2 separate regions of the Homo sapiens genome follow, and region 1 is linked to region 2. The links are chromatin contacts, found by Hi-C or POLR2A ChIA-PET in ENCODE. All regions are on one chromosome and are shown on one strand. The core of a region is the stretch at or near the end of the contact, and the rest is flanking DNA. Distances in the headings are between cores, read along the strand shown. Region 1 overlaps KAT6B (lysine acetyltransferase 6B). Region 2 overlaps ADK (adenosine kinase).

The links. Hi-C counts contacts between places; a loop is a spot of excess contacts on that map. ChIA-PET counts read pairs that join two places held with the same protein, here RNA polymerase II (POLR2A). Pooled maps may share reads with other maps.
Region 1: a pooled map shows a loop between it and region 2 (2.8-fold over the local background). The contact joins two enhancer-like sites. A Hi-C loop is called at or near these places in 1 of 168 maps with a recorded cell type or tissue (PC-3) and 5 of 50 pooled maps. POLR2A ChIA-PET finds 5 or more read pairs at or near these places in 1 of 52 experiments (GM12878).

Annotation. Positions count from the first base shown.
Region 1 is chr10:75,010,430-75,013,129 of GRCh38, reverse strand. All of the region lies in intron 13 of KAT6B (lysine acetyltransferase 6B), which reads right to left. Among named protein-coding and RNA genes, the nearest start is that of SNORD172, 10 kb to the left of the region's middle. Within about 2 kb of position 1,274, at least 2 of the 41 ENCODE cell types and tissues checked have a DNase peak (open chromatin) inside an H3K27ac peak, as active enhancers do.
Region 2 is chr10:74,501,707-74,504,459 of GRCh38, reverse strand. All of the region lies in intron 6 of ADK (adenosine kinase), which reads right to left. Among named protein-coding and RNA genes, the nearest start is that of ADK-AS1, 26 kb to the left of the region's middle. Within about 2 kb of position 1,324, at least 4 of the 41 ENCODE cell types and tissues checked have a DNase peak (open chromatin) inside an H3K27ac peak, as active enhancers do.

The DNA.
Region 1 (2,700 bases), core at 25-2,524, 510 kb before region 2:
TCTGGGAAAATGGCCTGACCCAGTGAAACCCTGAGCATGGACACAGCATGTCTTTGGGGAAGGAGGCTGGCTGCCCTGGGTCACATACCAGCCTGTTACTCTAAGCCCCACTCTTAGATCTCTCTTCTCTGGGATCCCACAAGTTCCTCAGCAGACCTCCACTGCTGAGCTCTTCCCCAAAGGGCCACTGATTTTTCTTACTGAATGTCCCCATCCTTTCAAGTCCATTCCAGAGTGGAATGGTCTTCCTTCAACTCCCACAGTGGAAGATGTATGGCAGGAGTGTGACTCCCCGATGCCGTGTGGTGTGCCTGTGTCTCTGAGCTGACTGACCATGCTGGGATTTACCAGATGGTTCCATGGTTCTGTGGGTAGGTGTGGACTCCCTTGCGGGGTTGGTCATTCTGCATGTCAGTCCCCCAGGGAAAGGTACAGGTGCTCAGAAAGAAAATGAACTCACAAGTAGGGCATCAGGCAGCACGAAAGGGGACTTCCCTCCCTCTGCACCGCCCCTGTGTTGAGAAGCGTAGACCTCTGTGGATGTGCTCCTGAGCCGGAGGTGCCAGGATAGCACGTGCCACATGGAAGCAGCCTGAGGGCCAGAGACATCTGTGTGAGATGGCATTTATACCTGATTCTCTTACCCAGTGAGAGAATTAATTGCTCCTTTTTCTTTTATTTTTTGGACACGGTCTCACTCTATCACCCAGGCTGGAGTGCAGTGGTGTGATCTTGGTTCACTGCAGCCTCAACTTTCTGGGCTCAAGAAATCCTCCCACCTCAGCCTCCCGAGTAGCTGGGACAACAAGTGCATACCACCATGCTTGGCTAATGTTTGTATTTTTGTAGAGATGGGGTTTCACCATGTTGCCCAGGCTGGTCTCAAACTCCTCGGCTCAAGCAACCCTCCTGCCTCGGCCTCCCAAAGTGCTGGGATTACAGGTGTGAGCCATTGCACCTGGCCTATTGTTCCTTCTTCTGTCTTCAAGTATAGCCCAGTGGTTCTCGACCCTGCCTGCACATCAGACTCACTTGGGGCTTTAAAAAGCCACAGATGTCTGTGTTCCACCCAACCTCATGACTTGCCTGGTTTCAGATATATTATGGGTCCCAGTAAGGAAAGGGCCTTGGGGGACTATACTTGGGCCAGAATATTAAATGGGGTACAGCACCACTTCTTCATTTTTGCCACCTCACAGGGCTATAGTGGTAGCAGTGGTGCCTAATGAGAAATCCCAGCAGCAGGCAAATCTCTGAACTGACGCAGGGGAGGATGGCCACTCCGTAAACAACTGTGTGATACACTTCACAGAGTTTCATTTCATTAAACATTCAACTGAGGAGTATTTGTGAGTGTATGGTGTGTCACCACAACCGAGTTCCTGGTCTAGTGGATTAGAAGAATAAAAATTTTTTAATAAGGTGACTGACTATGATATAGATTCATCCTTCAATTTCCTTGTTAGGAAAATGAGGCACCTGCCACACAGATAAAATGATCATGGAATGAGAGATGTTATACTCTGTCAGTATCATTTATGCCCAAACTAAAATTGGGGAAGGCAAGAATTTTTAAAAATATGTTGATGTAAGAATAGCTTACCAAATTGTTGAAGTAACCAAATTGTTCACGAAGCCCATTGCCTATCACCAAACTAAGTTAATGCTCTGATTTGTGACCCAGAGGCACTTTCAGTTAGGTAATGAGAAAGCCCCAGTGCTATGGCCTTCAGCATGACAGAAATTAGAAAGGCATGCAGAGGAAGGTCTTCCTCTTTGACCTTTTAAGTTTTCCACAGTTCAAACCACTTTTAAATTCTAGGATATTTTAGGAAAAACACATTTATTTTTAAAAATTTAAAGATGAAGTAATTTGGCATTTTAAAATTATTTCCTCTCTTATAAATAGGCAAAAGTCTACATTAGAGATTCATTAAAAAAAGAAATAGTTTTTGAAATAGAAAATAACACAATTGAAATAGAAGACAACTTAATTCTTCAGTTTTCACTAAAAGAAAGCATTTTAAATACCTGGCTCCCCCTAGGCTTGCTCCCCAAGTTGAAACTTGGATAAAATTTTCATGTCTAAGTTACAAAATTCTGGTAACAAGAACTTACCACTGAAAGGCTTTAAGATGGCAAACTTAATCGAACACATATACACTTTAAATAAAGCATCTGCGCCAAACAAATGACTGCATGCACTTAAAATGCTTTACCTTTAAGATTGTTCTCCTGCTGCGAAAACACTGCGATTGAACATTTTCCTTAACTAAATCACTAAATGCAAAAACTGAGACTTCTTTTGCCTACTTTTATAGGTCTGAGGTTCTACTGAGGCAGCTGAGACACTTCATTCTAATATCTAGTCATCTGGTCTGGTCCAACCCCACAGACCGATGGTGGAGGGTGGGAGAGGGGTGCTATTTACATAATCATGGCAGTACCACTGATTTCAGAACCAGGTTTGGGAGACAGGATGGTTGGAATAGCAACTTGCCTTTCCATTTGCTCTCCTACAAGCCCCCTAAAATGCTGTGTGTATATGTGGAAGGGAGTGTTGTGTGTATGTACCAGCTGTAATTTTTAAAAATAGGACAAAGTATGTTGTAATTCCAATTCTGGATGATGAGCTTTCACACAGCAAACAAAAATACACAGCAAGATTGAAGAAAGAAAAAATGAGAATACAAATCTCCT
Region 2 (2,753 bases), core at 75-2,574:
TTAGTAAAGTTTCTGGGGAGTCAAAAGTTATACATGGATTTTCAACTACCCGGGGGAGGGGAGTGCCTCTAACCCCCGGCACTGTTCAAGGGTTAACTGTATTTACTAAATGAATATGTATGCTTATGGAATACTGCACACTCTTCAAGCCTTGTATTCCAAGTGGATACTGCTACCTTCATTTCCCATTCTGCATTGATTTTTCAGGAGGTACATATTAAAAAAAAAACAACAACAGTAATTATTTTTTAAAAAGACATCATCCAAAAGGAATGTAGCAAAATTTAATTTTGAAACCGATATAAAATATCCTGTAGCACTCTTGTGAGTCTGCTGCAGTACCCTGGGGTGTCAGTGCACAGTTTCGGAACTGTGGCTCTACTTGAATTAAACACCTTGAGATAAGTCTTTTTATTTGAGAGAGCTAAAGCCCTTCTTGAGCATGGTTCAGAGTACTTGGAAAATGGAAGTACTTTATTCTGTATGAGGTAGCGTAAGTAAATCTGTGTATCAGGGTGGGATTCTGGAGAGCAAAGTAAGAGGATTTTATAAAGAGATGGACCCTGACAAGATGATGGCAGCTGGGTGCCCTGGAGATAAAATATGGCGAGTAAAAAATTGCCTGTGCCTGGGATGAGTGAACAACTTCAGTAATGCTGATAACTAGTAATCAGTTTTGTTTCTTATCCTATGTAGTGTTATAATCCTTCTCCATCAACTTAAACCTTCCACAAAAATTAGCTCTTTACTTCCCTAATATGTGTATAAATAATAATTTTTCTGCCCAATGAAGTTTTAATCTTTAAACTATTATCTCTTTGTCTCAAAATGCAGTGTCTAAGGTCCTATCAATTTTAATTATACAGCAACTCCTGGAACTATGTCATCCTTCCTATTAATATAACTTTAGTTGATAACTCTCATTACTTTGTAAACCCTACTGCAACACTTTCCTGCTCTGGCAAAGCTCCTTTGTTCAAAAAACCTTAAATGACTCATTTCCTAAACAATAGTAGCTCAAGTTCCTGAAGTGGCATTAAAAATCCTCTAAATCTGACAGTAATCTATCTTTCCTATATAATCTCTGATGACTCACATCCACAAAACTCTTACTTTGACCATATGGAGTTTCTAGCTAGCCTAAGTATAAATCCTGTACCTTTCTATATCCTTTCCTTTGCTGGTGATATTTATTCACTCTGTAGAATCTGCTCTTCCTTTTCTACTTGGTCAACTAAAGCAAGGACTGGCAAGTGTTTTCTGTAAAATGCCCCAATAAATATTTTAGGTTTGCAGGCCACATGGTATCTGTTGCAACCACTCAACTCTGCTATTGTAGCGTATGGCTCATAGGCCATACTTTGTTGACCTCTGAACTAAAAGGAAAGAAGAAAATACATACTAAGTAGAAATGAAAACAACAACCCAGATAAAAATAACATTGGAGATAAATATTAATAGAAAATCCATTTAGTGTGGTAATGAGAGTGTAGCTTCCTCTTAGTAACGAACTACATAAAGAAATTGAAAACTAAGGCAGATTTAGAGAGAAAGAAACGATATAATTACATTTCCTAAAGTTTTCCCTTAAAATGAGGACATCTGACTATTTTCTGAGGCTAGCACTAAATCAATACAAGTCCTTTACATTTGAGTATAACACCCAATTTCCAGGGGGTAATACATTATCTTGCTTTAATTGCTGCTGCTTTCTATCTCTAACTCCCAACCTGACTCAAATGTTTCTCCCTAGATGCCTCTGAGAATAGTTTCGTTGAAAACAGATCTTCTAGCTTCATCACAAGACAAGGTCATTTATATAATTTTTTTACAATGTGAGTGCTTTCGTCTATTGAAAGAAACAAAAAATTATCAAGTGGTAGAATGTGCTAATAATTATGCAAAAATTATTTTGAAATTTTTTTTAATTTAAAAAAGTGAATTGCAATCATAGAAGGTTGCAGTTCATAAGCCAGGCCAATGTAGACTACATTTAAAATATAGGTGCCTTCTGTGATTGTGAAAGTGCTGCAGGGAATAAACCTCTTCTAATTTAAACTATGGCTTGCTTTTTGGCAAATTACTGCAATAAACACTCTCTATGTCTACATTTCTTATATGTGGCACAAAGGAAGCTATGCTTCTTTTTGTATTTACTTTTATGTTAGTTTACTTTTAAACTAACACTTGTAGTATGTTCCCAGAAAAAAATTTAAAAAAAATAGCAATTGATAATAAAGCAGCATGCAGTAGTTTAAAAAGAAATCACTGGGCTAAAAATCCAGATACTCAAATTCTGGCCTGGGTTTGGACTAGCTACTAGGCAATCTTAGTGATATATAGTATTTAATCTTGATGAGTTTTAGTTTTTTCATTTGTGAAAAACAGGAGATTGGGTTGGATGACCTTGAGAAACACCTTCATTTCAAAAATTCTAGAATTCAGTTAAGTCTTAAATCAACTGATTTCTTTAAAAAATTGAGGTAAAATTCACATAAAATTATATTCACAGTGTTGTGCAACCATGACCTCTATCTACTTCTCAACATTTTTAGCACCCCAAGAAGAAACCCTATCTTCCCATTAAAAAGTTATTCCCCATTCCTCACTCCCCACAAGTCCCTGGCAACTACCAATCTGCTTTTGTTTCTGTGGATTTACCTATTATGGATACTTCATATAAATGGAATCATACAATATGTGATCCTTTATGTCTGGCTTCGTCCATTTTCTTGATATTGAGGTTCACTCAC